Linked DNA regions of Mus musculus: regions 1 and 3 are each linked to region 2. Evidence: chromatin loops called from intact Hi-C (ENCODE). Cell type or tissue: heart. All regions are shown on one strand. Each heading gives the region's core, and the rest is flanking DNA. Links, peaks and the distances in the headings are about the cores only. Region 1 holds the start of Gm52785 (a long non-coding RNA gene). Region 2 overlaps Cux2 (cut-like homeobox 2). Region 3 overlaps Cux2 (cut-like homeobox 2).

The links. Hi-C counts contacts between places; a loop is a spot of excess contacts. Peaks named below come from ENCODE experiments on the same cell type or tissue, not always from the same donor. Only the 100,000 strongest peaks of a DNase experiment are listed, where the experiment ranks them.
Region 1: a loop joins it to region 2, with 9 times the contacts of the local background. A loop is called at or near these places in 5 of 42 quality-filtered maps.
Region 3: a loop joins it to region 2, with 6 times the contacts of the local background. A loop is called at or near these places in 13 of 42 quality-filtered maps.

Annotation. Positions count from the first base shown.
Region 1 is chr5:121,865,654-121,876,326 of GRCm38, reverse strand. Cux2 (cut-like homeobox 2) reads left to right here. Exons shown (of 23, transcript NM_001312908.1): 14 at 992-1,040; 15 at 1,149-1,248; 16 at 2,026-2,670; 17 at 3,176-3,277; 18 at 6,547-7,319; 19 at 7,711-7,882; 20 at 8,967-9,236; 21 at 10,287-10,475. Gm52785 (a long non-coding RNA gene) reads right to left here and starts at 8,971. Exons shown (of 3, transcript XR_003955779.1): 1 at 8,115-8,971. In heart, for the core only: a CTCF peak has its summit at 3,991 (motif pointing left); DNase peaks (open chromatin) are centred at 1,086, 3,976, 5,286 and 8,156; H3K27ac peaks cover 238 bases; H3K27me3 peaks cover 1,565 bases.
Region 2 is chr5:121,994,944-122,005,616 of GRCm38, reverse strand. The region is part of intron 2 of Cux2 (cut-like homeobox 2); the gene reads left to right. Among named protein-coding and RNA genes, the nearest start is that of Cux2, 50 kb to the left of the region's middle. In heart, for the core only: a CTCF peak has its summit at 5,933 (motif pointing right); DNase peaks (open chromatin) are centred at 5,096 and 6,366; H3K27ac peaks cover 298 bases; H3K27me3 peaks cover 373 bases.
Region 3 is chr5:121,941,943-121,952,615 of GRCm38, reverse strand. All of the region lies in intron 2 of Cux2 (cut-like homeobox 2), which reads left to right. Among named protein-coding and RNA genes, the nearest start is that of Gm52785, 80 kb to the right of the region's middle. In heart, for the core only: CTCF peaks have their summits at 6,599 (motif pointing left) and 8,952 (motif pointing left); DNase peaks (open chromatin) are centred at 3,875 and 5,805; H3K4me3 peaks cover 1,523 bases; H3K27ac peaks cover 2,476 bases.

The DNA of each region.
Region 1 (10,673 bases), core at 881-8,880, 130 kb after region 2:
CACCTTCTCAGTGAAGACCTCCTCTTCCCAAAAGATTCTAGCTCATGTCAGGTTGGCAGAAAAACAAACCAGCACACTGGTCCTTTTCCGTGAAGCTGTGGAGATTGTCACCTTGTCACCTTGTCACTGTGGTGTGGAAACTGGGGACTTCCTCGGCAGTCAGATAAACGCAGGCTGTGGGCATGCGGGGCTCCCCAGACCCAACTCACTGGAACATGTGACTTTAAGCCTGCAGTTGATACAGTTTTCAGTTGACAGTTGACCCTTGGTGTCACCAGGGTGGGATGACTAAGCCCGGGCCTGGTAGCACTGTGGTAGTGTCCTCCATGGAACCCAGGTGCAGCCTCTTGTGACTTCATCATCTCTTCTCCCATGATTCCTAACACGGTAACTGCACGTCCCTCCCTTGCCACGAGGCCACATTAGTACTCAGTGTGCAGTCCCGAGGCAAATCCAGTTTTTGCATTTTGGAACTTTCTGGAAAAAAATATGTATTTGGTAGTTTCTACCTATGTCTAGCCTAAAACCACAAGGCAGGATGGCTCAATGGGAGAGGACATGGGTAGTGTGCCAAAGGCCTGGGGTTCCTTCCCTGGAACCCCAGAGGAAAGGAGAAGAGGGGGTGAGAATGGGAGGGAAAGCGAGGAGGAAGTCAGAAACAGGAGACAAAGGGAAGAACAGATTGGTGGTGCTCCAGTCCTTGGGAGGCAGAGGCAGGAGAATCAGGAATTCTAGTCTAGCCTCCACTACAAAATGAATTTGAGGCTAGCCTGGGCTACATGAGACCATATGCAAAATGAAATATAGAAAAACGAAAAAAGAAAGGCAAGTATGACTTGGTGTGGTGAGTGTGGTACAAGCCTTTAATCCCAGCACTTGGGAAGCAGAGGTAGGTAGATCTCTGTGAGTTCGAACCCAGCCTGGTCTACAGGACCCCACCTGGGGTATCTCCTCCTGCTGACCTCCGGCCCCTCTTGTTTTCTCCCCGCAGCATCCTGAGAGCCATGAAGCTGGCCTCCAGCACCTGCAGCCTCCCACAGGTACACATCCCTGCCACCGCTGTCCCTGTCCCCCAAAGCTGGCTGCTTCCATCAAGTCTGCACCAGCCGTACCTTCTCGCCCTTGCTTCCTCCCACCCCACCCCCCAGACGCTGGCCAAGCCTGACGACCCGCTGCTTGTGGCCAAGGATGTCTTCTTCCCCACACAGAAGTTCCTACTGGAGAAGCCTGCGCTGCTGGCCAGCCCTGGTAGGGGACGAGGAACTCACCGAGGGGGCACTTGGGCTGAGGGGCTGGACAAGGATGCCCTTGGACTTCTTCATGCCCCAGGATCACTGCAATTCATGAGGCAGAAGAATCCAGACCGGGGATGTAGGCTGGGCATTTGCTGGGTGATGCTTCCCAGGTTCAGGGTCACAGGTAGACCCAAGGCTCCCAGTGACTTCCCTGGACCCTGACTCTAGCTGGATACTGGAACTTTAATAAGAACTCAGGAGTCAGGGGAGGGGTGTCTATACCCTACCCTACAGCCGACCCCCAGGGCATGGCCCACAGCTTAAAATTGCCCTTCTTCCCACAAATGGCTCAGTGGCCCTGTAGCCTTGTGACCTTCGCCAAGATGGCAGGCTCATTATTGGTCTCTTAAATGGGAAGTGCTGGGTGGCCTGAGTGACTAGGCACTGGAGGCATTAGACCCCTGGGGTGACTGTGACTCCCTTCCTGCTTGCTAGGATAATGTCCCCAATGGCAGCAGGTGGGTCCCACAAGCTAGCATTTGAAGGGGGTCTGAGGAGGTGGGGTTCGAGAATGAGGGACAACAGCAAGCATGGGTATTTATGGCTTCTGAGACCTATAGCTAGTCCCTCATCCTGTCCCCCCATTACCCCATATCCTCTGTCTCTGCTCTCTCTCTCTCTCCCTTTCTAACCATCTCTCTTGCCTCTGCACATCCCTCCCCTCCATCACAATTGGTCCCTCTGCACCTCTGTCTGTCTGTCTGTCTGTGCATCCCCCCTGGTGTTCTAGAGGAAGACCCCTCGGAGGATGACTCCATCAAGGGCTCACTGGGCACGGAGCCCCCCTACCCTCCTCAGCTTCCACCTCCGCCAGGCCCGGAAGACCCGCTGTCCCCAAGCCCTGCGCAGCCCCTGCTGGGCCCCAGCCTGGGTCCTGATGGGCCAAGGACTTTCTCGCTGTCCCCCTTCCCCAGCCTGGCCCCGGGGGAGAGGCTGGCTGGGGACTCACTGCTATCCAAACATATGATGGGCCCAGCTGCCTTCAAAGGGGAGACGGGAAACCTGCTGGCATTCCCCCCGACTTTCTACGGTGGTGCCAAGCCTCCATCAGCTCCTGCTGCCTCCGTGCCCTGCCCCGAGCCCACAGGGGCCCCGGAGGCTGTGGATGGGGCTGGGCCAGAGGAGGAGCAGCTGGACACGGCTGAGATCGCCTTTCAGGTGAAGGAGCAACTTCTCAAGCACAACATTGGCCAGCGCGTGTTTGGCCACTATGTGCTGGGACTGTCGCAGGGCTCGGTGAGTGAGATCCTGGCCCGGCCCAAGCCGTGGCGTAAGCTCACGGTGAAAGGCAAGGAGCCCTTCATCAAGATGAAGCAGTTCCTGTCGGATGAGCAGAATGTGCTGGCCCTGCGCACCATCCAGGTGAGGCAGCGAGGTAAGCCACGGAGGAGCCCCACCGCCATCCAGAGCTGTGGGTGACCCCGGGGTGGGTGAGCCACCACCCTGTGCCTTGGTTTCCCTATTTCGAGGGACAGACTCGTGACCTTGCTCCCTCCTGCACTGGGCCACCCCTCCCTCCCTCTGCAGCCCTTTCTGGGCAGTTAAGCCCCAGCTCTGGGCTGATTCCTCAGTTTCCACCTCCCACCCCATTCTCGACATTGGCCCGTGGGGGAGGGGCTAAAAGGACCCAGAGCTCCGAACTGCTTAAGAAGTGTCCGCTGTTGCCATAATCATCCTGGCCCATTAACCAGCCCTAACCACTGACCTAGCACGCACAGGGTCCTAGTTCCAGCCCCAAAGCCGGAGTCACTACACCACCTACCATTTGTCACCCTCCCCACCCACCCCAGGACAATCTGGTCCATACCCTCCTGCCCACCTCCAGGGCCTGACCCCGCCCCCTGCAGGCCCCACAGCCGCCACCTTCGTGCCCCTCCCAGGCAGCATCACCCCGAGAATCCGCACACCTGAGACAGGCTCGGACGACGCCATCAAGAGCATCCTGGAGCAGGCCAAGAAGGAGATAGAGTCTCAGAAGGGGGGTAAGTGTGGCCTCTGCCCATGACCTCTGATCCTTGCCTGCATCTCCTCTATCATCCCAGGGTGTTCCCAGGTCAGTTGTAACCTCCAGGGCCCCAGAAGGGCCTTCCTGGAACACACGCAGGTATGCCACAGCTCAGGTCTCTCCCGTGTCTCACTACCTGCCCCATAACAAAATCTCAGCTGTTCAGCAAGACATCCGGACCCTGAGACTATCCCCTTTCCCAGGACATCTAGCCAAGCGCCACTCTCTTAAGTGTCACCTCCTCCAGGAAGCCCCCCCCCCCTATCCTGGTATGCTTCCCACTGTGGCCTACAGTACCAAATACAAGATAGCAGGACTGGCCATAAATCCTGGTTCAGCTGTTGATTAGCTGTGTGGCCTTGTATTGATGACTTGACCTCTCTGTGCTTCCCTCCTCTCATCTTTAAGACGGGAATGATATTAGCTCTCCTTTCTGAAGGCTAAGGGGATCACCAGCCAGGGGCAGGTACACAGAAGACTGTAGGCAGAGTCTTAGAGTCAAAACCACCTTCTTTGTTGTGATCCTGCCTGCCATCAATGGCTCTGGCCTTGTCCCTGCCAATGGCTTGGGGGCTTCTATGGCTAGGCCAAGTTATACACTTAACACCCTGCAGTGTTGGTTGCCTGGGATCCTGGGATGCTGGGCTCAGTTCTCCCACCCCACTGTGCGGTGTCTGCTGCCCCCTGCTGGTGGATCCGTGCATGTATTCCAGTTGCAAAGTCCTATGAGGAAAATCTATCCGTGACTGTGGCCTTCAGTGGAGACCCGCCTCTGTCCCTAGGAGAGGCCACAGGAGAGGGAGTTTACCCTGCCCTACCAGCTAATCCTCTGAGCCATTCATGATTTTTTTTTTTAAATACAGGGTTTCTGTGTGTAGCTTTGGCTGTCCTGGAACTTTTTCTGGAGACCAGACAGGCCTTGAACTCAAAAGAGTTCTTACTTACTCTTACTGGGACACCTTAGCCTCCCAATTGCTGGGATTAAAGGTGTGCCCCACCACCACCACCATCATCACCACCAGGCTCCCACTGAATGCTAGTCCGGAGCTGCAGATGTGAAGCGTGAGCTGCAGATGTGGCTGAGGCGTAGCAGCACAGCCTTGAGTTCAGTTACACAGACCCTGGGTGTCTGACGTTCTCAGTGCTTCCCCCAGGGTCAGAAACAGACTCGGAAGCATTAAAGTCAGCAGCGGGGCTGAAGGGAGTGTTCACACTCAGTACTAAGCTATAAGGGTGGCCACTCCCACTTCTACCTCCTACCCCAATATGTTCCAAACAGCTGGGAAGGCCCAGCCCAGGGCACCAGGCATGGCCGAATGCCAGCTCCAGGCGTGTTCTTGACAAAACCAAAGGAAGTGTCCAGGGTGGAGGTGGGTGGGCAGGCATTTATACAAGCTGCTCATAACAATGACAGGCTAGTCAGTGCTGGTGGTGGTGGTGGTGGTGGTGGTGGTGGCGGCGGCGGAGGCGGTGCACGCCTTTAATCCCAGCACTCAGGAGACAGAGGCAGGCGGATCTCTGAGTTCGAGGCCTACACTCTGGTCTACAGAGTGAGTTCCAGGACAGCCAGAGCTACACAGAGAAACCCTGTCTCGAAAAGAGAGAGACAGAGACAAAGACAAGCCGCTTCCCACTTCAGCCTCCCCAGCCTGTTGCTGGACTTTGAAGTCATGTGACTGGCACTTCCTGGGTTGTCATCCCTTCCTGTTTTAAATGTTTTTCTAGGTTCCTACTTGGATCCACGCTGGGTTACTTTCCGAGACTCAATGCTGGTCTATTGCTTTTAGTTTGAAAAACAAAATGTCATTCTAATGGCTGTGTCGTGGGCCCAAGGGTGGAGGCTACCCAGGGACACAGGATCATGGAGGAAGGCCATGGTGACCTGTCTGGCTCAGTAGTCAGAGAACACTGTCTAGAAGGGAGAGAGAGGCAGCCCCTAGTCACACCCGGCTCCATTGCTGTCCTGAGACACGGCCTGGGTCTGTGACATCCTCTCTGCTTACTCCTTGTGTGGACTTCCTGTTTGTCTTCCTTTGCTTATTCATAGAACCAACTGAGCCCCTGGGACTTATGACTCCGACCCAAGACTCTGTGTGCGTCTGACCTGACACTCCCCCTCCCCTCCCCCCCTCCCCGCTCCTCCCCTTCTCTTCCCTCTCAGATAGCTGTCAGCCTGGTTTTTTCCTATCAGTCCATTGATGAGACTTTCCCCTGCACCTTGTGGTTTAATTAGCTTGCTTGGTAGCTTGTGGAGACTTAGACTTTGAATCACCTTCCCTTCCCCCACCCCAACCCTGAGACAAGCTTTCTCTGTGTAGCCCTGGCTGTCCTAGACTCACTCTGTAGACCAGGCTGGCCTCTAACAAACTCCCAGAGACCCGCCTGCCTCTGCCTCCTGATTGCTGGGATTAAAGGTATGCCCGACCTCATTAACCACTGGTTTTTCTTTTTCTTTTTTTTTTTTTTTTTTTTTTTTTTGGTTTTTCGAGACAGGGTTTCTCTGTATAGCCCTGGCTGTCCTGAAGCTCACTTTGTAGACCAGGCTGGCCTGGAACTCAGAAATCTGCCTGCCTCTGCCTCCCGAGTGCTGGGATTAAAGGCATGCGCCACCACGCCCGGCTGTTTTTTCTTTGGATGGTTGGGTTTCCACCACGGGCTTTTGCTATAGAATTCATGAGCGCATCTTTGAGTTACTGCCTCTTTCTTGACCTTCTTAGGCTTTCACGAGGTTGGTTTGTATAAATGTATAACAGCGTGTATAAAAGGCGTGCTTTTTGTGGGTTTTGGCTTTGTTTTTTTTGTTTGTTTGTTTTGGGTTTTTTTTTTCAATATTTATTTAATGTAAGTACACTGTAGCTGTCTTCAGACACACCAAAAGAGAACATCAGATTTCATTACAGATGGTTGTGAGCCACCATGTGGTTGCTGGGATTTGAACTCAGGACCTTTGGAAGAGTAGGTGCTTTTAACCTCTGAGCCATCTCACCAGCCCCTTGGCTTTGTTTTAACACTGCCTCCTCTCCTTGTTCACTTTCTCCACATATACTAAGATCTTACTATTGGCCTGATTTTTTTTTTAATGCCTGCCTAATATTGCACCAGACAGTCAGACAAGACCCACCATGACTTACTTAACCAGTCTTCCCATTGTAGAACACCGAGGTTGCCCCCATGTTTAGATGGTATAAACACAGATGCCACATACAACTATGTCACGATGATGGGCCCCTGTCCACCCCATCACAGGTGAGTCCAAGAACTCCCCAGCCTCCGTGAGCATCCCCAACGGCACAGCCTCCTCCAGCACCTCGGAAGATGCCATCAAGAACATTCTGGAACAAGCCCGCCGAGAAATGCAAGCCCAGCAGCAGGCCCTGCTGGAGATGGAGTCGGGTCCCAGGGGCCGCTCAGTGCCTCCCTCTCCTCCGGAGCGGCCCTCGCCAGCCACTGCGAGCCAGAATGGGGCCCTGACCTGCGTGAAGCAGGAAGATGGCGGTGGTGGCAGCGGCAGCAGCAGCACTGTGCAGGCGCCGCTTGCTGTCTTGTCCCCCGCTGCATTTGTGCAGCGGATCATCCGCAAGGTGAAGTCGGAGATCGGCGATGCCGGCTACTTTGACCACCACTGGGCATCAGACCGTGGTTTGCTCAGCCGTCCCTATGCCTCCGTGTCGCCCTCCCTCTCCTCCTCCTCCAGCTACTCCGGACAGCCCAATGGGCGAGCCTGGCCTCGTGGGGACGAGGCAACCATCGCCCCTGAGGACGAAGCAGCTATGGGCGAGGACGAGGCCCCCAGGGTGGGAGAGCTCAAGGCCGAGGCCGGAGCCCCGGAGGTGGGCGGCGGGCGACTGCCCTACTATCCAGCATACGTGCCCCGCACACTCAAACCCACTGTGCCGCCCCTGACACCCGAGCAGTATGAACTGTACATGTACCGGGAGGTAGACACGCTGGAGTTGACACGCCAGGTCAAGGAGAAGCTAGCCAAGAACGGCATCTGCCAGCGCATCTTTGGGGAGAAGGTGTGGACCCGGGGGAGGAGGGGGGACCCAGGAGCAAGGCCCACTGAGACCTTAGCCCTAAGACCTATAGACTGGAGGGTGACCCAGGTAGGAAGCCATTCTTCTGGGTGTCTCTCCTGCGTCTAGCCATCCCTGGACACTGAACCAGTTAACAGCCAGTCCCCTGCCCTTTACAGCCCTTTAGCTCCCATGGTCCAGCCCCTGAAGGGTAAAGATTCAGCCCAGTCCATTCCATAATGTCCCCAGCCAGTGCTGGAACATTAAATAGGAGGGGATAAAAGAAAAGATCAGAACTGGAGGAAGAGACTTAAGGGGAGGTTCAGAGTAGCATCTTGGAGGAGACCATGGGATGCCCTTTAGGGTCATTTGCTGAGCCACCCTCCACCTGCAGGTCCTGGGACTGTCTCAGGGTAGCGTGAGTGACATGCTGTCACGGCCAAAGCCATGGAGCAAGCTGACACAGAAGGGCCGGGAGCCTTTTATCCGGATGCAGTTGTGGCTGTCGGACCAGCTGGGCCAGGGCCAGGGCCAAGCCCCAACCCAGCAGCCCAGCGCTAGCCAAGGTAAGTGAGGGTACAATGCCTGGGCTCTACCCCAAGTCAGTGGGCTTGCATGCCCACCTCTGCCCTCTCTGCATCCCAGACACCATTCAACTGCTGTCACCTGAACAGGGGTCCCTGGCCCACACCCCCTTTCCCCTCCTTCCTATGGGAGGAAGTTTCCACTCAGCAGAGGTGCAGAAGGCCTGGACTCAGGCAGGACAACAACCCTGTGTCCCAACAAAATCACACTCACCAGCTCCCTAGAGACTCCATGCTGTTCCTCGGAATCTTTCCTAGCACAGGCCTGGGCCAGTCTTGTGTTCATAGGTGACGTCATGGCAGGGTGGAGCCTGAACTTTGCAGAGCTAGAAACAAGAGAGGCTTGGAGAGTTACCTGAAGTCACAGGGCCCGTATGCAGGGCTGCTGGGGTCCTGTGGGTGACATTTATTTCAGAACACGTGGCTTCAGGCAGGATGGCCCACCTGCCCCGGAGACCACAAAGAGGCAACGATTCCGGCCAAGGGTCGGTAACCCCATCTGTAAAATGGGGATCCGGTTACAAACCAGAACAGAGTGTCAGGTGGCAGAATTTGCAGGTCCTACCTTAGCAACAGGCCTGGAGGTCCCTTTCCATTTGTGGCTACAAAACAAGGATAGGCTGGTAGACAGGTAGAAGGCAGACTGTAGACAGACAGGCAGGCGGGCAAAACAAATGGCAGACAAACATCTGGCAGAAACCAATAGGCAAGAGAGGTGACAGGTAGGCAGGAGACAGGCCAGACAGGTGTTGGACAGGCAAACAGCATTCTGGGGGCAGAGGCAGGAGGATTGTAAGTTCAAAGCCAGTTTTTGCCATGTATGGAGGTCCATAGCTCAGAATGAAAGTTTTGAAAGGAGCCAAGCTGTTTGGGATAGCAAGGACCTGGCTCACCCCTCAATACCACAGAACAAGGAAGGGCTATGTTACCATGAAGACCTGAGAGGTCCCTTCCTGGGGTGCACTGTGGTGGCTGCGGGTGTTTTGGTACCAGCCTCAGCTCTGGCAAGCCATGCTACCCAGCCACACTCAACGGCCATGACCGCTCCACCGTCTCTTGCCTGCAGCCAGTCCCACGGAGCCAACCTCCTCCCCATCGCCTCCCCCAAGCCCCACGGAGCCTGAAAAGACGTCCCAGGAGCCTCTGGGCCTGTCGCTGGAAAGCAGCAAGGAGAATCAGCAGCCCGAAGGCCGGGCCAGCTCCTCCCTGGGTGGGAAGCCCTTCTCAAGCAGCCAGGCTGCGGGGGGCATCCAGGAGATGGTGGCCATGTCCCCAGAGCTGGACACATACTCCATCACCAAGAGAGTCAAGGAGGTCCTCACCGACAACAACCTAGGTACGTGGTGGGGGCCCGGAGTGCTCCCTGCAGCCCGGAGTGCTCCCTGCAGCCCTAGGCTAGCTCTTCTCAGCTTTGAGCACAGCGCCAATGGGGCTTCCCAGTGACTTCAGGGACAGCCTGGAGGTGCCAGCTAGCCCCGAAGCATGCAGGACCACACGCTAGGCACACGGCTCTGACCAGGAACCCCTACTGACGAATGAAAGAGAGAGAGCACCAGCCCGGCTCTCAAAACTGTGATACCCTAGCAGATTCAGTCTGAATTATGACCCAGTAATCCGTCCCCTCAAGATCAGACTAGAGGGACACCTGCCCAAGGGCACTAGGCAGGCTCTTGACTCTTTGATGGTGAGGGTACCAGGCTACCCAGGCATCCCTTGCATCTGGGCAAGCTCGATGCTGTCCTACTTTCTGCCTGCCTTGTTCCGCTTTAGCTTTTGATTTGTGTGTTCTGTCTGAAGAGAATCTCTACTGTAGCCGAGACTAGCCTCAAGCTTGCGATCCTCCTGCCCCAGGCTCTCAAGGGCGGTGATTACAGAGATGAGAGATACACCTGGCTCCAGCCGCCTGCATATGGAAACCAGAGGTCAACCTCGGCTGTCTTCCTAGATTACTCTCTAATGTTTTTTTGGAGACAGGATCTCTCACTGAGCCTAGAGCTCGGTTCTGCCTGTTTCTTCCCTGTCTCTAAACACTGAGATGGACCATCATGCCCGGCTGTTTTGTGTTTTTCCTCGTGTGTGTGTGTCTCCGTGTTCTGCCTATCCAGACACCATGTGCTGACCTGGTGTCCTACTAAGTCAGATGAGGGCATCAGATCACCAGGAACTAGAGTTAGAGATGGGTATGAGCTAGCCATATGGATGTTGGCAGTTTGCTGGGGTGCTCCCCTGGGGATAGAGAGAGCAGTTTTCTGTGTCACTGACTGTCCAGTGCCTGCCCTCCCCAGTCTCTTGTGCAGGGTTAGGGTTAGGGTCCCGGGCCCACCTCCTGAGAGGGGGTCTCTGTGCTGGGCCTGGGGTGACAGTTGCCTTCTGCCCTGTCCCCCAGGGCAGCGGCTGTTTGGTGAGAGCATCTTGGGGTTGACCCAGGGCTCCGTGTCAGATCTGCTGTCGAGGCCCAAGCCCTGGCACAAACTGAGCTTGAAGGGCCGGGAGCCCTTTGTGCGTATGCAGCTGTGGCTGAGTGACCCCCACAACGTGGAGAAGCTTCGGGACATGAAGAAGCTGGAGAAGAAAGGTGAGAGCCAGGCCAGGAGGGGGCGTGGCTTGAGCAGCCAGGTCTCAGCCACGCCCCAAAGACCCCTGGCTGGCAACAATCCAGATACCCACATCCCCACCACCCAAATCACAAAGGGCTCTTGGGCCCTTCATACATCCAGAGGTGGCACACAGCCTCGCCAACCTTGTGCAAGAGACCAGGGTCCCAGTAGTTCCT
Region 2 (10,673 bases), core at 1,774-9,773:
TGCCTGACTCACTGGGGAGAAGAAGACCATGTGGCAGTTGGGATCACGTCTGGTTCATGACCAGCTGTGTGTCCTCGGGCAAGTGGCTGGCCCTCTCAGGGGGTCTGGTCTTTGAAATGGAGGCAAGGATAAACGAGTTGGCTGTTGTACATGTGTTTCGTCGTTTGTGAGTGAGTGGCCTGGAACTTTCCACCCCGGTTGTCCTGAGGGGCACATTCGAGGCTCCCAAGGATGAGGATTCAGGGCTATGTCCTGAATGTTCTGGCTATGCTCACTGACAGACTTGCCATCAGCAGTGCTGTCTGATGGTTCACACTGAGAGGCACCTCATGCCCGTTCTCTGTGGCCCCAGGAAGCTTGTGGCCTCTGTCTGCTTTGTTTGGCATGGTCACTGTCCACCCAATATCTTTTGGCTTTTAACCCCCCTCTATATAGGGTTTCTCTGTGTAGCCCTGGCTGTCCCGAAACTCACTCTGTAGACCAGGCTGGCCTCAAACTCGAAGGGATCTGCCTGCCTCTGCCTCCCAAGTGCTGGGTTTAAAGGGGTACGCCATCACACCTGCCTCCCTCCCAACATGTTGAAGCCACAGTTGGGGATACTTCGGACCAGTGGACTCAGGGCGTGCTTGGTCAGAGTGCTGGCCCCAATCTGTCCTGGGGAGAGCCAGAGAGGAGCTTAAGAAATGAGGGTGGCTCAAGCCACTACCTCCCCTATTGCCCCCCACCCCACCCCACCCCTGGTCAGGCTGAATTCCTTTCGTGGCATCTAAGATATATCTGGGACCAGGTCGGAGTGCCTGGGGCGTGGCTGACCCTGAATGCAGCAGTTTCTGAGTGAGCTCTCCATTGGTGGGGAGAGCAAGAATTGCCTAGTGTGCCAAGCATTGCTGTCCCCGGGACCTGGCTCACACCCTTGTGACTTCTCACAGGGCCCAAGATAGAGCCTTTCAGCATTGGCAAGGATGAACCAAAGCCTCGTTCTATAGCTTCTGGCCTTGGCTCTCCATCTCCCACCACTGTAGTCCTGGGAAACTGTCCCAGTGGCTTCCGTGCTTGGAATGATGGAGACCAGGCCCCAGGCTGGTGCTCTCGATGGCGTAGCTGGAGAATCGGAAAAGCAGGTTCTTGCCCACACACACTCCCTTGTGCCTTCTCCCACAGAACCTGTCGACTTCCATGCCAGTCAGAGGAAGGTGCTGTGGGGTCCTCCACTATTCATGCCACCCGAGCCCCAGGGGTGGCCCATGTTATTCTGGGATGGGCCCAAGGGTCTTAGATACACCATATTACCTACCTCTCTCCTTCCTCCTTTCCTGTCCCCCACTTCCCACACTGCTCCCAGCCCTCCTCCCTCACCTCAGCCTGGGCGCCACGGAGTGACGCTTGGATCTCTCTCTTTTTGGCTTTATTTATTAAAAACAAACTAGTCCAAGAGCCAAGCACTGGGTGCCAGCAGAAACGGAGCTTAGAAATCATATTAGACATGGCAGAAAAAAAAAAAGGTTAGGAATACATGAGTCTAGGCTGCATGGGGGCTGCCAGATAAGTAAGTCTGGCGGCTGTGACTGGGATCGTGGGGAAGGCCACCTGTCTCAGCTCAAGGAGGGGGACACCTCACTCAATGGCAGTCAGGGCCAGGACTGGATGCAGCCACAGGAGCCACACGCTGCTGTTGCAAGCGCAGGGTTGGTGCTGTTTCACACACAGGAGCTGCACCCGGCACAGGGAACAGTGCAGGATTTTCATCATCTTGTTGGGTCCAGGTGAGCGTGTATCGGGGTTCAGGTGAATGTACCTTGGGGCTGACGGGGCTCCCTTCCTGTGTAGTTTGGACTTGGGGCTGGGCGTTTGGTCAATCAACTTTAGGGAGCTGTGCAGTGGCTTAAGCCGCAGCTGTGGTGACCTGTGTACTTGACCTTTTTATCAGAGCATGGTCATGCCACCACAGAGGGCAGGAAGAGCTGGGAGGAGCTTTGTCCAGGGTCCTGAACCTGGAGACTGAGTGCACACTGGGGAGTGCACTGCTGGAGCCTCAGAGAGATAACCTCTGACCCCCACTTGTTTCCTTCTAGGCCTGTAGGGGTCTGACCTGTTAGCCCTTAGCAGAGCAGGTAAAAGCCAAGATGCTGTGTCACGTTCCTCCCTAGAGGAAGGTCTCAAGGGTCTTGCATCTGTATTTTCTGGTTCTCTCTGGCATCTGTGGGAGGGTGGCCCTAAGCTCTAGGCTGTGGGGGCACAAATCATTGATTTATCAATCCATCCTCTAACTACCTGGTCTAGTGGTTCACTTCAGGCTGCTCAGTACCCTCAGGGCATCCCAGGATCAGACAGACCAAGGACTAGGTAGGTAGAGCAAGCTGGCTTAAGCTGGGAGCCTGGCGGCGGAGGAGCTATGGGTAAGTGCCTGGCCTGCCTGGAAGCCAAGGCCAGCTGTCTGCGTGGGGACAGCAGCCTGCGTTATGCATCCTAGAGCAGGTGGGAGCCAGGGTGCCTGATGGACACAAGATCCTGGGTCCCCCACCTGGGGCACAAAGTAACACAGAGGCTCAGAGGTCGCCAAGTTTGTTTCAGTGGGAAGAGGCAGATGAAGCAAATGGCAGAGTCACAGCCCAGAAGGCCTGGGGTCCCCCAGACTTGGAGCTAAGCTAGCATTTTGGGATCTTGGCCTTGGGTCCCATCCACATAGGCTACTCTGCTATCTGTGTGATCTTCCTTCTCATCCAAGCCTTTACGAGGTCCAGATTAGGCCCTCTAGGGAGGCGTGGGATAAGATGGTATGCAGGCAAGGGGCTGTGTGGGGTGGGTGATGGAACCCCACTTTGTATCCTGCCCCCACTGTCAGGAGATGTAGCTACTTGTGTGTGATGCTTATTTCAAAAGCAGAGCTGGGGTCACCGGGATCCACCTCACTGAGATACGACTTTGAGGAGAAGTTGGGGTGTCTTTGTAGATCTGGGACTCCTGATCACCTCGACCACCTTAGTGGGGCCTGCAGGGACAGTGTAGTTTAGACTCAAGTGACCAGTAGGTCTCAGGGCTGGAGCCTGGGACATAGCACTTCGTGCCCCTTCAGTGCCTGGCCCTGCCGGTGGTCAGCTCAGGGGGTGAGATGACATCTAGCTGTCTTGAGAGTCGGGGAGGTAATGCCACACAGCCTTTAAAATTAGAAGGAAGATGTTTGTTGCGGAGCAGAACCTGCGTCAGCCCGAGTCCTGTGGGAAGGGCCGCTAGCAGCCTTTCGCGTTTATTTTTGCACATTCTTTGCATGTGCCGAGGCTGCTGGCGGCCCTCGCTCAGCTCACTCTCGCAGGGGCTCGCGCTGCCCACCCCTGCTGTCACTGGACATAGCTGCACTGTCTGCCCTGGAGAAGACAGAGCTGCCCAGGGTAAGTGCAGGAAGATGTGGGGTGGACAGGATTCCAGACAGCGTTCTGGAGTCTGCCTGTGTCCTGCCGACCGTGTGGTCCGTGTGGGGGAATGTGTGGCTTTAAAGCTTTCTCCACTCTTGTCATGTCTTTAAGAACCGCCGGCATATGAGATCAGGTGTGAAAATCTCTCTCTCTCTCTCTCTCTCTCTCTCTCTCTCTCTCTCTCTCTCTCTCTCTCTCTCTCTCTCTGTGTGTGTGTGTGTGTGTGTGTGGTGTGTGTGTGTTTTCTGGGGTTGTGGCTTCCTGGGTCTCTTATCTATCTTCAGGAGATGGCCATGGGTGTGGCTGATTGCGGGTCTGCGCTCTGCACCCCGTATGATCTTGGGGAGACAGGAGTCCATGGTTGTGGATCCCTGTGGTTGCGGGTATGTGTGGCAGACAGTGGACATGTGTGAGCCTACACCGCTCTACATGTACAGGGGTGCGTATAAGTGCATTTGAACATGGGTGCACGCACAGGGTATGTGGACAGTGTGCCGTGTGGGTGCGCGGTGTGTGAGCGTTCTGCATGAGTGATGGTACGGGCACACGTGAGCGTATGTGACACATGCAAGCTGCATGTGTGTGTACATAGGGCACTCCTTTGGCTCCTGCCAGAGCGGGGCTGCCACAGACCTGCCTGGCCCTGGAAGGCTGGGGCAGGCTGAGGGAACAGGCAGGCTGCACCCCAGCTGGCCCCAGATCCCGTTCCAAGGCTGTGGCTGGGTCTACTCTACCCGGCCCTGCTGCCAGGGGTTAGATATGCTTGCTGTCTGTAGTACTGTAGGCTTTGTGGCCCCATGGATGACAAATACTGCCCTTTCCCCCCTGGCTCCCCTAGCTCCTTCAAGGAAGGTGTCTCCACCATCAGGATGGCTCTGTGTTCTTTGGGATACAGCCTGCCCCCTTTACTCTTCAGGGAGCCTAGTGGCTAGCCAGTTGCTCCTAGCCAGGGAAACCTGTCCCCTGCCTGGGTCCACCTACCGTAGGACGTGTCACAAACCGGAAGTCAGGCACCTCATGATACACAGTGGACCTAGCTTATGTCCAGAGTAGTGTGTCAGATGCTGTTCATCCTTGAGCACGTTGCTTGGCTTCTCTGAATCTCCTAGCAGCAGCTGAAAATGGATTTGGGAGAGCTTCAGGGGTGGTGGCTGTTCCTTGTTTGTTACTGAGAAAAGTCTTTCTTGATCAGTACAGGTCTGCATGCCAGGTGGCATGGGTTGTGTAATCCTAGCCATGTGTGACCCTAGCCAGGTCATCCTATCCGTGCCTCAGTCTCCCTACCCGTCGGGTGACGTGATTAACCGTGCCTGCCTCTCGCTGATGCTGTGAGGGTGTCTTCTCGTTTTTACATAAAAGGTTACAGAGCATGCACTATTGTTGTTATTTCTGGAACAGCGGAACGCAGATTAAAACAGCCCCCAGCCTGCAAGCTTGCACGCTTCCATTGTTAAAGCCCGTGTGGGGGCTGCTTCTCTGAAGCTCTGCCCGTGTTGGGTAACATGGCTTGGGGTTGCAGGGTGGTGCCCCGTGGGTGGGCCGCTCTGCCCTCGTCTCTTCAGTAAATTGGCACAGTAGGTCCCAACTTGGCTGAAGCCACCCTGGGCAGAAGCATCTGGCAGGGTGCTGGCAGCACTCACTCAGCGCTGGTCCGCCCGGCCAGCATCGGGCTTGTGGCGGCTGTGGCAGCTCAAACTGGCACATGCTCTCGCTAGAGCCGACTGACATGTGAATGTTGGTGGCAGGCCTCGGAAGCAAGGGTGTGTGGTGGTGCCCCAGAGCCTGGCACCGTACTGTGCCCAGAGTCAACATGCCCTTCAGCCGCTGTGAAGAGCTCAGGGCTGCAGCACCGTGCATGGCCTGGGTGGGTAGAAGGTATTCAGGGATACTCCCCAAAGCACTTAACCAAACCCCGTTTTCCAGGTTCCTGTAGAAGTCTGGTTTCTCTAGTAGCCAGCTGCCTAATCTCTCTGGCCCCCTCTAGCTACTTATATTTTTTTCCTGTTTAAAAATTGGGTGTATAATCTGTGTGGGGTTGCCTACACATTTAATCTCAGCACTTGGGAGGCAGAGGCCAGCGGATCTCTGAGTTCGAGGCCAGCCTGGTCTACAAAAACCAAAATAATAATAATAATAATAATAATAATAATAATAATAATAATAAATGTGTGTATGTACAGGCATGTGCACATCACAGCATGTGTGTGGAAGTCAGAAGACAGCTTGAGGGAGTCGGTTCTCCCCTTTTATCATGTGGGTCCCAGGGATCAAACTCAGGTTACCAGCCTCAGTGGTAGGCACCTTAGCCCGCTGAGCCGTCTTACTGGCTCCACCTTACCCATTTAAACTGGTGGCTGGCATAGGAAGTGAATTCTAAAATCACTTCCTGTATCGTTTCCTCTTTCTTGAGGAAGTTGTCCTTGCTGGTTTAATGAAGATATTGAGACAATATGAAGACTGAGGCAGAGGGTTAGAGTTTTACTCAGTGGCTACCGGTACCTACCTGAGTCCTGCAGAGTCCTGCCTCCAGGGGGCGCTCTCTCATCTAAGAGGTTTGTGGGCAGAGCCTCTTCCCTTCACCCTATAACAGACCCATGCATTTCCCTAACAGAAGGCCAGGTTAGGTAGCTGGCCCTACCATGCTAGGGACATTATGAAACTCCAGGCCCTTCCAGGGGGATCCCACGGACACAGATAAAGGTTGTCACTGGCTGAGGTGGCCTGAAAGTTCCAGGCTTGGCTTCAGACATGGCTGACTGTACTTAGCTTCTGGGAAGCGGTTGTCTCGGCAGGCAACTCCCACCCCCGCTTTCAGCAGCCCCTCACTGGCAGCTGCAGTAAATGAACAACGTGGGTGTCACACTGGAGGGTCCCTCTGCCCAGGTGGTAAGTGGCTCTCACCACCTTTGCTCACCACCCTGTCCCCGTCAAGCCCCGCCCTGGCTCTGTGGCTGCTGGTGCCGTGCTTGTGGCTGTATCTTTAGCCTTTTGGGGGCACATGAGGTCCTGTTCCATACCTGACCTGGTTGGTACCCTGGCATCTTGTGACCTTTCTCCCCAGCCAGCATCTGTCCTTGGCTGATCTGCCCAGTGGCTCTGTGCTGTCCCTAAATAGCCTCAGGGCCACACTGAGGGTTCAGGTGCCAAGATTCATGGCCCAACTTTGCCCCCTGCTCCCCCCTTCTTTCTGTGCAGCATGTCTGGAATATTAGGGGCAATTTAGAGGGAATGTTGTCTTAACTACACTAAGGTGGGAGTCTGGGGCCACTGAAGGAAGGCCATGGCCTTGGGGGCCCCTCGCCAGATCATTTGAATTGATAGGTGACGGGTATTGATTTCTCTCTCCCCTGCAAGGGCTGAGGGGTAGTGACTCAGCAAAGGAAGATGGTTTGAAATTCAGGACTGGCCTGGGAGGAGGACCAGGGAGCTCCCCCTGCCCCTGCTGGCCAGAGCTGTGCGGGAGGGCAGTGACTTTCTCAATGCCTCCCCTCACAGGGAGGGAGGGCTCTGGAACCAACAGAAGCCTGCCCTTGTCTCCTCCTCCCCACCCCCACCCCCGGTTCCAACACCCCCCCCCCCCCAATGTGACTGTGTGCCAATGGCTTTCTCTCCCTGTGACTCAGTTTCCTAGTAGATGTGGCTGGAGAGTGAGTACTCTCGCCTCGCCGGGGGACTGTGCTGTGGACAGAGAGTCCCATCTCCTGGTAGATGACAGGCATTCTGACTGAAGCTGTGACTCATCCCAAGAGCTTTGACTGTGGCGCTGGGATGGGGTGGAGGCCTCTCGCAGGTTGGGCAAAAGGTCTGCCACCAAGCTGTACCCCACAACCCCAGGGAGGAGGTTTAGTTGCTAGCAGATAGGCAATACAGTTTATGAGACACCAAAAGAGAGGCCGTGAGCCCTGGGGAATCCTAGAGGGCTTCCTGGAGGAGATCTTTGAATGACATCACCTCTGACAACGCGTGACCGAAAGGGGTGGTACGGAAGACACAGAATTGTGTTAGGACTTTATGGACAGATAGGAATGTATACAAGTCTCAGGAGATACAGGAGGACAATGGCTGTCCACTGGGGACAGGAGAGAGGACAGGGATGGGGAGAGGTAAGGACATTATGCAGCTATGTTGGGTCAGCCACCCATGTGAGATGGTCAGTGAGTGGACAAGCTGTGGTGACATCGGGCAGTAGCCACATGCTCCACACAGTGCTGAGTGACAGCCTACCATGCCGTGGAAACCACAACCCTGTCCCTGTTTCTCGAACCCTCTGAATCTGCCCAGACCCCAGCTATCCCACTGCTCTATCCTGGCTTGCAGACCCCTCCTCGGGCCCAGGCTACAGCTTTCCAGTCTCTTCTGTGACACTGGGGCACACCGATGCTCACCAGGGTTCCCAGCTAATCCATAGGGCACGGTTGTCATTCTGAAGTTACATTTTGTTGTCCCCTGAGCTGGGCCTCAACCTGGGCAAAACCAGAAGTCTCCAGGGCCGCCACAGCTACCCATTTGTGTGTGGGCCCATGTACGCGAAGGTCGGGGCCCCAAAACTGGGCATTGCTGACAAGTCCCTAGTCCAGAGCCTGTTTCTGCTCCATTTAGTCACCATCATGATTTTTTTTTTAAAGATAGGTTCTGATGTAGCCCAGGCTAGTGCTGAGCTTGCTAGGATGGCCTTGGGCTTGTGCTCTTCCTGCATTCCCCCACTCCCCGCAGTGCATCACCATCGCACCTGACTTACATGGTGCTAGGTGGGTACCTCCTCAACAGGGCCACCTCCAGCAGAGCCACCTCCCAGCCTCAGTCCCCTTTAAAGCAGCACAAGTTCTTCAGTCTTGGTCCTTCCAAACCCGGCACTTCGGATGTGGTCTGACCTTTCTGCTCTGCAGGCCGCCTGTCCTCTTAACGCCTGCCTGCAGGTTGTGTGGCTTGAGCAGCCGTGTCGGAAGAGGGAGAGCGTGTCCTCGTCCTCAGGGCACCCCGTCAGGAGGTGCCACAGTGGTCCCTGCCGTGGCTGCTACTGACCTGATGTCAACTGGCTTCTCCCCGAAAGGGTTACTCCTCCCCTGTGAGGGATCAATAAGTTTCCAGTGGGGGAAACGTTTGGCCAGTTGCCCTGCTGCTCGTTCTTTTGGCCCCACTAATTTTAGCATCCAGGATGCCCCTTCCCTTGAATGCTGACTGCCGTGGGGTGCAACCCCGGGTCATTTTCTGACTCCAACATCCTTTTTACATTGATGAGTCAATGTGCGTTCTCTCCCCCTCTGGTGGTTTATCTTCACAGTTATTTATTCATGTTTCACAAACTTGAGGCTTCTGATGTCATTCTATTTCCCCTCCTCCCTGCCCCCAAACTTCCCCTTTCTGTCCCCGTCCCCTCCCCACCATGTATGTATGTGTCTTTAAGTCCCACATACTTGGGAAGGCCAGGAATGTCATTCCTCAAGTGGTGTCCGCCTTGGTTTTTAGAGACAGGGTCTCTTATCAGCTTGGAGTTTGCCAGGTAGCCAAGGCTGGCCCATAAGACTCAGCGATCTGCCCACCTCTGCTTCACCAGTACTGGAGCTACAAGTGTGGCTTTTGATCATGGATGCTGGAGACTAGAACCAGGGTCCCCATGCTTGTATGGCTAAGCCATCGCCCCCTTTTCTGCCCTCCACTCTCTTTGTCTCCTACCTTCTCCTTTAAACCTTGAGACCAGGATCTCATGTAGCCCTGGCTAGATTCAGACTCTCTGCATCCTAGGTGACTGAGTCCAGACCCTGAGATGACACGTATGAGATTCTATACCCAGCTTTCTGTCCCCTTTTTTTTCCCTTGGGATCTCCTGTAAGCCCTTGTCCAGAGGCCTGGCCAGGTGCCTGTTTGACTTGATGCTTCTGGCAAGAACCCTGGATGTAGCTGTATGGTGTGGCACCAATAGGTGCACCAGATCTGGGTGTCCCCCTCCTGGCGCTGAGAGTGCGATCAGTGGCTTTAGCTGTCACCTTGAGCTTCTCGTTGTTGAGGTCCCTACAATGGCTTTTGTTCCTGGATCTTGTTCCTGCGTGGGACATTTCTCTACGGAGAAAGCCGTCCTCCTTGCCCATCAGTGCCCTCAGAAACAAGATGGAAGGGACAGGTGCGTCTCTCTTCCCCTTCACCTGCCAGTCTTCCGCAGAGTGACATCCTCCAAAGACTTCCAAAGAAATGTTTGAAAATTACCATAAACTCTCACATCAGCGTGTGTGGGAGGGGGAGTTGGGAGGGAGGGGCGGGGGGGGGCAACTACTTCCGCTGTTACTGTCTGCACCCATATTCTGGTTGTCCTGTCTCTGGTATCTTGGCTTGGGATCTTTGTTTCTTGGCTCCTGGAGCCTCTGGGCTCGCAGGTAGCTGTGGGACCTTCCTCACTTTCTGGAAGGTCACACTGCCCCAGGCTCCGTGGGTTCAAATCTTCATCAGGTCTACAATCAGAGTGGACCTTGGGACAGGGCTGGGGTGGGGCAGACGGAGGGAGCTCAGCCCTTGGGTCTTGTCTTTCTTCCCCCTGGTCCAGGTTGGTGTTCCAGCAGGTCCAGCTGTGCCCCCTCCTCCCCTCCTCTGTCACCTCCCCTCAGGACATGCTGGGACATCTCCCCACCTCCTGCTTCTGACCTGGGTCTGGTCTTTTCCCCAAGGGAAGATGGGAACTCCAGGTGCCCTGAGAGCCAGGCCCTTACCTGTGGTCCCTTAGTCATGTGGGACTCTGACTACGGATCCCTTTCTGATACAATTCAGCCCAAGGGGCTGCTCACCATTTCTGCCTTTCCACATCCAAGGGGCCTCTTCTCCCCTGGCCAAACCCAGACCAGAAAAAAATGACATGTAATATCCCTTCACCGGAGTGACTTAAAAATTAATACGGGCCTCCCCGTGCTACCCCACCTCCACGCGAGCCGCCTGTGCTCCCTGTGTGAGATTAAAACTCACATTTCATTTTTATATGCTGTGCTTAATCCAATAATGATTTTGCGTTGCAAACGGCAATAATATCTCTCAGCATAGTTAATCAGACTAGACTTAATGCTGTCACTATTTATTAACCTTTGTTGAAAAGCAAGAAGTTTCTCTCTAATCTGCGATTGTTGGTCCTGTCAGAGTCTATCAACTGAGAAAACAGTTTTGGCATTCATTAAAACGGTGCAAAGCCCGAAATGACAATCGGGGCTGGGTGGGATCTAGTGTGTGAAATCCTCGCCCTGTTTCTCGGGATGGCGGAGGAGCTTGGCAGGGGGAGGCCTGCGG
Region 3 (10,673 bases), core at 1,735-9,734, 53 kb after region 2:
AAATCCCGACTCTCCTTGCCAGCCCCGTGGCCTCCAGTGTGTTTTTATCTTAGAACCTTGGGGTCCCGCTATATACAGTCAAGACAACCAGCGTTCATCTTAGGACTCTAGGCAAGGTTAGATGAGATGGTCCACTTAAGGAAGGTTCTGGAAGCAGCCTCAGTTGGTCATTGCTCCTATCGTGGGCATAAGATTCAGTGTCGGCCTAGGATGGGGAACGAAAAGTCACTGGGGTCCAGCCACCTGCCTCAGGCTCCATTTTCCTGCCCATAGAAACTGGTCATCTACTGTATGTTAGGATGGTTGTGGGAACAGGCAGCCTTCCCTGGCCCCCTCACTGTCTTCCTTGGGTTGACCTAAACCCTGTTTGGGGAGCTTTCTCAGACCACACAGCTCCAAGCTCTGAGCCCTAGGGCAGCTGCCTGCAAGATTTAGTAGACTCGGCTCACAAAATTGCTGAGATTTAGACGAGCCATTATTCAGTGACACCTCTGGGCTGTACCTCTAATGCTGGCAGTACCCCATTGGGATTTTCAAAGTGGTTTTAGGGGACTAAAGGCAGAGGTCATCACAGTACTCAGCCAGGGTGCTTTAGGGCCTGGGATCTGGCTCTAGACATCACCAGCTGGGGTGGGGTGCGTGGGGTCCCAGCAGGGCAGAATCACTTGACCAGGGTCTCCCCTGGCCAGATACCTTCATGGCTCCCTGTTCCCTCTGACATACCAGTGTCCTCATAGCTTATACTTCCAGGATGTCTGTCGCCTTTCTGGGAGCTGAGCCCCATGTACCCAGCTTCAGCAAAGCCTTCTGGGACCTGAGGACCGAAATCCAACCTCTTGGCATTTCCTATAGCTGACTCTCGGAACAGAGGGCTGGGGGTCTCCTCTTCAGAGGATCTCCCAGGGTGCCATGTGGCTAGGCAGCACTGTGGTACCCCAGAGATGAAGTAGGGGGGATTGGTTTCTCGAATGAGGGGCAGCCAGCTCCGGGTTAGTGAATTTTGCTTCTGTCTGTCAAAGTGATCCTCTACCTCTCAGAGCCTCTGTTTCCTCATCCATATAATGGGATAAAAATACGCCTATCTCACAGGAATATAGCTTACATAATTCACAGAATTACTCCACGGGATTCCACAAATGTGTATCATTTTATTCTTTGTATAGGCACTAAAATATATAAAGATACATTAAAAAAAAACAACAGAGACCCACTCCATGCAAAGTGTCTGGGCTGTAGGGGCCAGGGATAAGGTATAGCCAGCTTGTGGTCGGCAGAGGCAGACAGACTGACAGATATCCAGAGTGAAAAGCCTTCCCTTAAGGTCGCCCCTAGGCTTGTATCGGACTCGTGGGTCCTGGTGGACTGAGGACTCGCAGGCTGCCATTCTCGCCCGTTAACCGAACTTGCTTTAGTCGGAAGATTCTCTTTCATTTTAAAAGCCAGCCAGCGTAATAAATCTTGTCCCGAAATCTCGGCAGCACATCTCGGCTTGAGTGTGTGATAAATCTAATATTCTGTAGTCTCTGTGAAAGGGACCCTGGGCGGATCTGTATCAGAACGACGGGCCAACCAGTGACTTGCTCTTGGCTCGACAAGGCCAGCCCTCTCATCAGCTCTGTGTGGATGGACTCCCTCCATCCCTCCCATCCTCCATCCCGCACCCCCCCACCTCCCCCCCCCCCCCCGCTCGCTGTCCCCTCCCCACCTCCCCCCCCCCCCCCGCTCGCTGTCCCCTCCCCACCTCCCCCCCCCCGCTCGCTGTCCCCTCCCCACACTGAGACCATAGCTCTGAACCATGAATTCAAAGATTTCTTATCTGTGAAGGGGAACAGAATGGGTCCTGTGGTCTTTGGGACACCAGGAGGGTCAGGCTCAGCTCTCTTTTGTTTGTTCTACAACTAGCGTCCAGGCCCCTGTGATGCCAGTGTGGTGTTGAGGGTTAGGAGACTATAAAGAAGACAGAGATGCACCCGTGGGGTGTGGGCATTCACACCCACCAGAGTGGATACTGGTGACAGGGCCTGTGGTAGGATATACAGGAGTCAGGACCAGTGGCATTTGGGAATTTGTGGCATCCGAGTCATGGCAGGGTGTGGCCAGTGCTTACCAGGATGGGGGGGGGGGGATCCACCTGCTATGCTGTGGCGGGACCCCAAGGACAGAATCAGCAGAGGGCAAGGTGCAGCTGAGGGAAGCTGATAGGTACTGCCAGCCTTTCTGTTTACTACTGAGTGGGTGGCTCAAGGTCAGAACAGATTTGTGTGGAGGGCCCTGGCCAAGGGTCACAGTGGGTGCCCTAGGAGGGAGGGTGTGTATGTATGTGTGAATCCCTCTTTATTCAGAGCTATGCAGAAGCCCAGTAGGGGCTCCAAAAATGGAGAGACACTGCCCCTTAACAACCAACTCTGCCCCTCACAACTTAAAAACTACTCCCTCTGAGCTTCAGTGTCTCTGGGCCTGGAGAAGGGACATCATACCAATACCCAGTGTGGTGCAGAGGCTGGAAGATTAAATACGGACAGACATACAGACATACAGAATACAGACATACAGAATACGGACAGACAGATGTGCAAGGTACCCGGAGTGGAGACTTAGCCAGCCCTGAGCTTTGGTGTTCCCTGATCACGTGACCGTGGGACCATGCGACCGTGGGCCCAGGAAACTTCTCACTGTTTCCCCATCTGCATGGTGGCAATCCCAGGGCTTCATGGTGTCACTGGGTCCTAGCTCCACTGGGCTGAGTCACCTGTTAGTTGCCAGCTTGCCTGAAGACTCTGGTATTCTACTGTGTCCCAAGTGGAACCTGTCCCCTGCCATTTGTGTGGGAACAGGGGCCTCTGACCCAGAAGTCTTTGTCACCCACCTGGTTGTCAAAGGCAAAGAAGTTTCCTCCACTGTTCACAATGTGAGTAGCCTCTTCTTAAGCCAGTACCCTGGACCCAAGAGCTCCCTCTCTGTGCCCTGCAACCTATAGGCCTCTACCAAGAAGCCTTTATATCTAACATCTAGACTGTCCCCAGAGAAGAATTCCGGCCTTCACAAGAGACCATGTGACAGTTTATTTTGATTAATATCAGTGTGGAGAGGCAAAAGGAACACTGGCTCCAGTCTGCATGGCCCCACCATTTGATTCAGGAATGTTTATGCCAAAGGGGCAGGGTGGAGGGCGTTGCTGTGAGGGTCTGATGGGCCCCAGGGCCCTGCTTCCCTCCTTTCCCAGACCTCTCAGCTCCTGCCTGGAGGCTGTGATGTCCTTTTATGTATGTCGGGGATCACCTGGTCCTCACCCAGCTGCCAGAGTGTGTGTGGAAAGGAACAGAGACCAGGCCATCCCCCTGCCTCAGAGACGAGAGGCAGGTGGGTGAGGCTCTTCAACATTGTTGAGAGAAGATAGATGGCCTGGAACCCTCTCTGTAGAGATCACCTCTGGGCCCCACCTTGATGGGCACGCAAGAGGCCCTCCCCGTGCTTAGAAAGGAATAAACAGCGTTTAATGAAGTTACATTGTAACATAATGGGGATCATAAAACCACCGTCATCCTGCAGGGTCCCCGGACGGTCTTTATTATCGACTGTGCCGGAATCGGCTTTGCAGCGCTCAGGCTGCAGCTGTGAGAAGAATGCAAAAGTCTCCTTAAATTACCTGCTGGACGTAACCAGTGGAACATTCCATGGGCCCCCCCTCCCCACGTGCCCCGGGGATGCTGCCGTCGGGCGGCGGTCTGTCAGAGTCACTCACTGCAGCACAACAGATGTTCGCCCTGCTCCTCCATCCGCTGTTTGATGAGAAATTTACTGCTCTCCCGCTGGGCAGGCAGCCCCTCTCGGCGGCCTGGGCTATGAGACAGGCCAGCCGCTGGCTGCCGGCCAGGGCCAGGCTGTTTTGATGGAAGCCATGAAAAGCTCTGGCTTGGAAGGCGCCGGCGATAATGCACCGGCTAGACTCTCCTGATTGGCCGATCGATCGGCCTGATTTGATTTATTGATCAATCCCCTCAAATTTGGCGTCTGAGAAGCTGCAGTGATCTTTAACTGCGGTGAACGTCTCCGCCTGCCGGAGAATGAGCCCCCACTAAGGAATGTATGAAAGGAACCGGGGCTTATCTTAATCACACACCGGCCTGGTGCTGGCCGAGCCCCGCCGTGCGCCGCCCCATCGCCCGGGCAGCCCTGCGCTGATCTATAAATTGATGGAATTCAAAGCCTCCAGCATCGATTACCGTTATAACAAACAGCGGTGCGCAGAATGTCTGATTATTTTTAGACAAAGATTCTGTTCTCTCAGCAGCAATTTTGCTGAGCCTGTCACTGGCTCAGAAGTCTGTTGATTGCAATTAGATGCAAATACAAAAAAAAAAAATTAAACTCTGCAGCCTCTCTCCTGTTTCCAGTTATTAAATCTCTCTCTTTGTTTGCCGTTTCCTCATGATATCTACAGCTGGGTGAGATACTTGGTTGGCAGAACAAGATCCTTGGGATCCGATGAAGAAGTGGGGCGGGGGTGGGGATGCCCTGACCTGCATACTGGATAATTTCCATGGGGGTGGGGCGTGACTTATCTTGGGGGAGGGGAACCCACAGAAGGTGTGTAAGGATTTCCACTAAAAGAGTGCAAAGGTTCCAGGCAGAGTGATGCTTGCTTTTTGTCCCAGCACTCTGGAGGTAGAGGCTGGAGTTTAAGATCAGGAGTTTAAGGTCATCATTAGCCACATGGTAGAGTCAGGGCTAGCCTGGGAAACATGAGTCTTGGGGGATCAGAGAAGGGGGGAAGATGAAAGATAAAGGTATTTAAGGTAGTGCTTTGGAGGCAGACTGCTCACAAATTCAAGACCAGCCTGGACTGAGTAGTTAAATCCTGTGTCAAAAAAAAAAAAAAAAAAAAAAAAAAATGAAAACCAACACAAGAGGCTGCAGGTGTCTCAGTGGCCCCATGAGTAAAGAGGCTCTTAGTGTGTGCTCCTAGGTAAAACCCCAAACACAGCAGCATGTTTCTGGAATCCCAGTGCTTTGAGGTCAGATGTGTGCAAAGACAGGAAGAGGCACATCTGATAAAGATGGAAAGCAAACGAAGAAAATAACTAATGCCGACTCCTGTGTGCATGCACAGGCCCGCACACACGGGGGTGGGGGTGGCTGGGCTGGATGCAGAGGTGTTAAAACCCAGCTCAGGACATCAAGCGCAGACTCAGAGCCAGTTGAGCATCTCTGATGAGTGGGTGTGGTCTACCGGTTCTTCATGGCATCTGAGACCTTACCAGGTGTGCAGGCCCCATCCTGGGAACCCCTCAGCCTCGGAGGTGGGTGCCACTTGGAATAATGAGTTTCCACACAGGGACCACAGGTGGCACCCTTTCTGCACTGGCAGAACAAGCTTCAGGCAATTGTGGGTACAAGCAAAGTAGGTACCCCCTGTTGCCCAGCCTGGCGGCCAGCATCCTGGCTCTTGAAGAGCCCATCCGTCATCCTGGCATCCTCTGGTTGATCTGTGTTCTTGGAACCATTAGCCCCAGAGTCCTTGACAGGGGAATAGCTGTGAAGCTGAGCCCATCAGTGGGGCAGCAGAGACTGACAATTCATTATGCGGTTGGATGGAGAGAGGACTCAGGTGACAGTGCCAAGGCCTCTTGGTTCCCAAAAGCCAGCTCCACTCGGAATTGGCAGCCTTGGGCTAATTTTAGAACACTCGACATTGATAATACAGGAGGAGGGGCTGCGGCTTGGACTCTGGGATCAGATGGACTGGGCTCAGGAAGACATCAAGGCCAAGGACATCTCTTCCACTGCCCTGGAAGGATCCCACAGGAGAGCAGGTGGGGAGCCTGAAGGGTCACCATGGGACAGGTCAGAGGTCAAATACCTGCTCCTTGCATACCACCAGCTGCTGCAGATCCCAAGCCAGCAGCCTCCATGTACCTTCCTGTTCCTAGCTGCCCGGGTTCAGGAGACTGTTATACAGACACCAAGGGGCCTGCCCAAGGTTGCACAGTAAAGAAGTCCAAGAGTAAGCTGGGGTTTGGAGCTGAGGGTCTCATTTCACGGAGGAGAAAATGTCATCAGTGTTGAATGGATGGATGGACAGACAGAAGGATGGATGGATGGATGGATGGATGGATGGATGGATGGATGGATGAATAATGCAGGAGCCTCCTGTGAGGATCTGTCTGGGCTCCTGAATAGCCAAGGATAACCAGGCTGTCTTTCTGCACAGGCCTGGAGTGGGGAACCTGGTTCCTATTTATGGGCATTGAGAGAAACCAGTTTGGTCTCACTCAGAAGTTTCTGTGCAAGGACGCTCTGGGTACAAGGACGCTTCGGGGTGCTCTTCCAGGAGGCCCCTTGCACTAGGATATCCGGAAGCAGATGCTCTCATGGACCACCTGTCTGGGAACTACGCCGCTTTGGGCTGATGATCAGGGACACCAACTGCAAGGTCACATTGACCTTGGCTGGGACCCCAGGTTCACTCTGTTCTCCATGACCTCGGGTGCATAAGCAAACATCTGCAGTCCCCTCCTTGTCCTGGTGACTAAGGTCACAGGCAGCAGACATATCTATACATCCCTATGGTCAAGCCACGAACTCTGTTTGGTCTGCTGCCCCCTGGAGGACAGTTGTGGCTAACACAGGCATATGGCCTTGGGAACTCTCCAGACCAGGCCCAACAGGAGCCAAGTGACTCTCCAAAGTCACTGAGCTCACGGCCACCCAACCCGTTCTCTTTCTTGACAACCAAGGAAGATTGCCTTCTGGGCAGTGGTTTGTCTGTGTCTCTCCTCCGGCCCCTCTTCATTTCTCTGTCCTGACCCATTTGTAAGACAGGCCTCTGCGTGACTGTAAAGAGAGAGAACCCCTCACAGGTGGGGGCAGCAACAGCAAAAACAGGGTCTTTCGGGGAGGAGCCAGGAACAGCTGCCACACTGACAAGCAACCCTGTCTGTCCCCCACAAGCCCACGTTGGTGTCTTTTAAATACATCCATTTGCGAACACCTACAATGGATATCTAGGGGTTACCAGAGGCATATCAACAGAGCGGACGTTGACAGTGATGTGCGTGTCCCTGCATCGAGGATCAGAAACAACCTGTGTTCACGAAGAGGAAATCATAAATAACTTAAGTGTCCAGGAGTGGGGGGTTTAAAATGACCTACGAGAGGACTGGATAAATGGCTCGGTAGTTGAAGTGCTTTGGCGTGAAGGCCTGTATTCCCATACCGTGTGGAAGGCCAGGCATGGCTACACACTTATATATCCCAGCATGAGGGAGGCAATGGATTCCTTGTGCTCTTTGGTCAGACGTCTTAGACAAATCAATGTTCTAGGTTCCTGTGGGCGACTCTTTCTCTCTCCATGGGTATGATGCTTGAGATTGACCTCTGGTCTCCATACACGCAAACGTGTATGTACATACATGCTCACATCTGTACATACATGCACAATTCACACACACAAACATACACACTCTGGCAGAAACACAAAACTACAGCAAGAATAACCTCTTGTTTCCATGCGTGAAGGATTCAGACTAATCATGTGTCCGTGAAGATTGTCCGTGTGTGTTGGGGACTAACAGTGATCTACTGTCGGTTGGGAGAGCTGAGCTCATGGGTGAAGTCACATCCCCATAGAATGCCCTGTAGCTGTGAAAATGAGAGAGATGCCTTGCGTGTGAACGTGAAGGCTTAGGCGTGGTGAACCTGTGCAGACGGCTCACCGAGCAAGCAGACATGGGTGACACCCATTGCAGGAGCAAAGAGAGTTTTGCGGAGTGACTGGGGTGGCGTAGGCGTCTCTAAGTGGACATTGATGGTGACCACATCCAGGGAACGATACCCTGTGCTGAGTCCCTTCACTGTGTCAGTGACTGTCTTCACCGATGACTTCAGACAGACAAACAAAACACCAGGTTTTTACTCTTAGAAACCCATGCAGGGACATGAACGCAGATTCTTGGCATCAGATATGGGCACAGATACAGGCTACTACTTGTTGGCTGGGTGCCCTTGGCTCGGTGGTGGCATCGCGGTGCCTCCCTTGGCTGGCCTGGTCAGTGGCAGCCGTGAGCTGTGGTGGCTAATGTCTGCATAGCTGCTAGCCAAGTCCTGTCATGGCTGAGACCTCATCTTGGGAGAACGGCTGTCTTTTGGCAGCTCTAAGTCCAGAGCTCTTCCTGAAGAGGCACAGGTGGGTCCCCAAGTCCCTGGGAATCCCATACTTCCTTCTAAGCTCCCAGCCACGGGCTATCTGCAGAGTCCAGCTTCTGTCTCCTAAGAGAGGCCTGGGGCACGCAACAGGGCCCTGCTGTGCCCGCTGATGTGGTTGGAGCTAGACGGGCCCTGTCTTCCTGCAGCCTCTTGTCTTCTGTGTTCCCTGATTTCCTGGCTTCCTCCCAGAGATGCTGTCACAAGCCATCACTGCCCTTTACTCCCTTCCGTTGCTTTTCTCCCTTAGACCTGGTGTAGCCCGAACAGTGACAGGGCTTCCTGGAAGCTGTGACATTTGAGCAGAGCTCCCAAGTACAGCTGCACCGTGGGATGGTAGCCAGAGCGTACTGTGGAGAGAGGAGCATGTGAAAAGGTCCTGTGGTTGAGAGGAACAAGGGTGAGCTGAGCCTACTGCAGCCATAGGTGGAGGAGGAGGAGAATGGCACCACCGTTTGCCAGCTGCACATGGTGTGACCTTGTCACTCCGTGCCTCTCTGTAGGGCCAGAGTTAGGAACCAGGAGGGCTGCCTTGAGGTACAGATCACACGCAGTATCTGTGACTGGGCCTGATGTAGAGCCAGGCTGTCTAGGTCTCCCGTGACCTCTGACCTCCCTCGCCCTTCCTTGCTACTTCCTATTCCAGGCACTTCCTCAACCAAGTAGGCATGCTCTGCTGCCTCGGGGGACCTTTGCGTTCCCAGGACCTCTCAAAGTCTTCCCTCATAGCAGTACAGCAAAAGCCCCTTTTCCGTGAGTGCCCCCTAGTGGCTCTATGAAGAATTGCATCCCATCCCATCCCTGCCACCCTCCACCCCACGCCCCTACACACACCACCACTCCTGTTCCTTTCCACTGCTTGGTCTTCCTCTGCTGGTCTGCAGTTAAAAAGCACTTCAGTGGTTCCCATTGCCCTTGGAGATTGGGAAGGCACTAGGACATCCTTAGGGACCCCAGCCCTAAGAGGTTGCTTCAGGAGTGCTACGACGACCTTTACACTAGTCATATATCCTCCATTCCTTCATTCCCTCCTGAATGCCTGACTGAGATCTAGACTGAGTCATTCCTCGAACATGGCTCACAGAGGTGACGGTTTCTTCACGACACAGTGACCAGCTGGATTTGACTCATGACTGCTCTCCTGCTCTCCCTGTGTGATTGTCACTGTCCTCGATCCACTCACATTGGCTCCTGATAGCCTTAGCAGTCTCTCCAACTGAAGGACAGACCCAGTCCATTTCAAAGTCCCACTAAGACGTGGTGGACGAGGCCAGTGTCCTGAGCCCGTCGATGAGGCTTCAGGGTCTGCCCCCTGGGTCACCTGTGACACCTATGTCACCTGTCACATCCAAGTCTCTGTGTAGAAAAGAAAGCCAAGCATGCTGAGCCAGGTACAGCCTCCGAGTCCGCCTGAGTCTGGCGGTGCCTGCAGCCTCTGGTACCTGTCTATACATCATTAAAATGGGCTGAGACAGAGATAGAGTGGGACTGGCAGCAGAGAGGGACAGTAGCCATGAACCTTGAGCACTGGGCCTTGCATACAGGACCTGGTCAGCAAGAAGGGAGTCACCTCCCACTACTGTCATTGGGATCCCACTGGTACAGAGCCTGGGTCAGAGAGGGCCACTTCCCTCTCCCTTTCTCAAAGGAGGCTTGTAGGATCCCCAGATTCCCATCCTTAATGTGAGAGCTTAGAGGGGTTTGGTTTGGTTTGGTTTGGTTTGGTTTGGTTTGGTTTTTTTAAGACAGTTTCTCTGTGTAGCCCTGGCTGTCCTGGAACTCACTCTGTAGACCAGGCTGGCCTTGAACTCAGAAATCTGGCTGCCTTTACCTCCCGAGTGCTGGGATTAAAGGCGTGCGCCACCACCGCCCATCAGGAGCTGAGCTCTTGAAGGCTACTGTAATCAGAGAGCCCATCCATGTTACATGTGTGAAGCTTTTCAAACAGGAAACTAAGAGCTTTAGTTTTGTCTCATGGCTGTGTGTGTGTGTGTGTGTGTGTGTGTGTGTGTGTGTTGCATGTGGTGCTGTACATGTCTAATGTGTAGAGGGGCCAGAGAAGATAGCCATCTCCAACCTTAATTCTTGGGATGGGGCTCCCCACTGAGCCTGAGGCTGGTGACCAGCAAGCCCAGCCACCCTCCAGCCTCCACTCCCACGATGCTGGGGTAACAGGCTCACGAACACCCAGTGCAGCCCTTTCACATTGGGGTTGGGATTTGAACTTGTGTCTTCATGCTTATGAAGCAGTCACTTTTACCCACATAGTAATCCCTCCAGCCCAGGATTTTCTTCTCTTAGAATAGGTTTTGCTATGTAGCTCATGCTGGTCTAGAACTTGGAATCCTTCTGAGTGCCGGACTGGTGGACCTGTATCACCTCCCCTGGCTGGAACATGAAGTCTTCAACTTGTCTGGGAATCCTCTGGTCCAGTCTGCTGTTTCCAGCCCTGACCTGGGTTCCCAAGATTT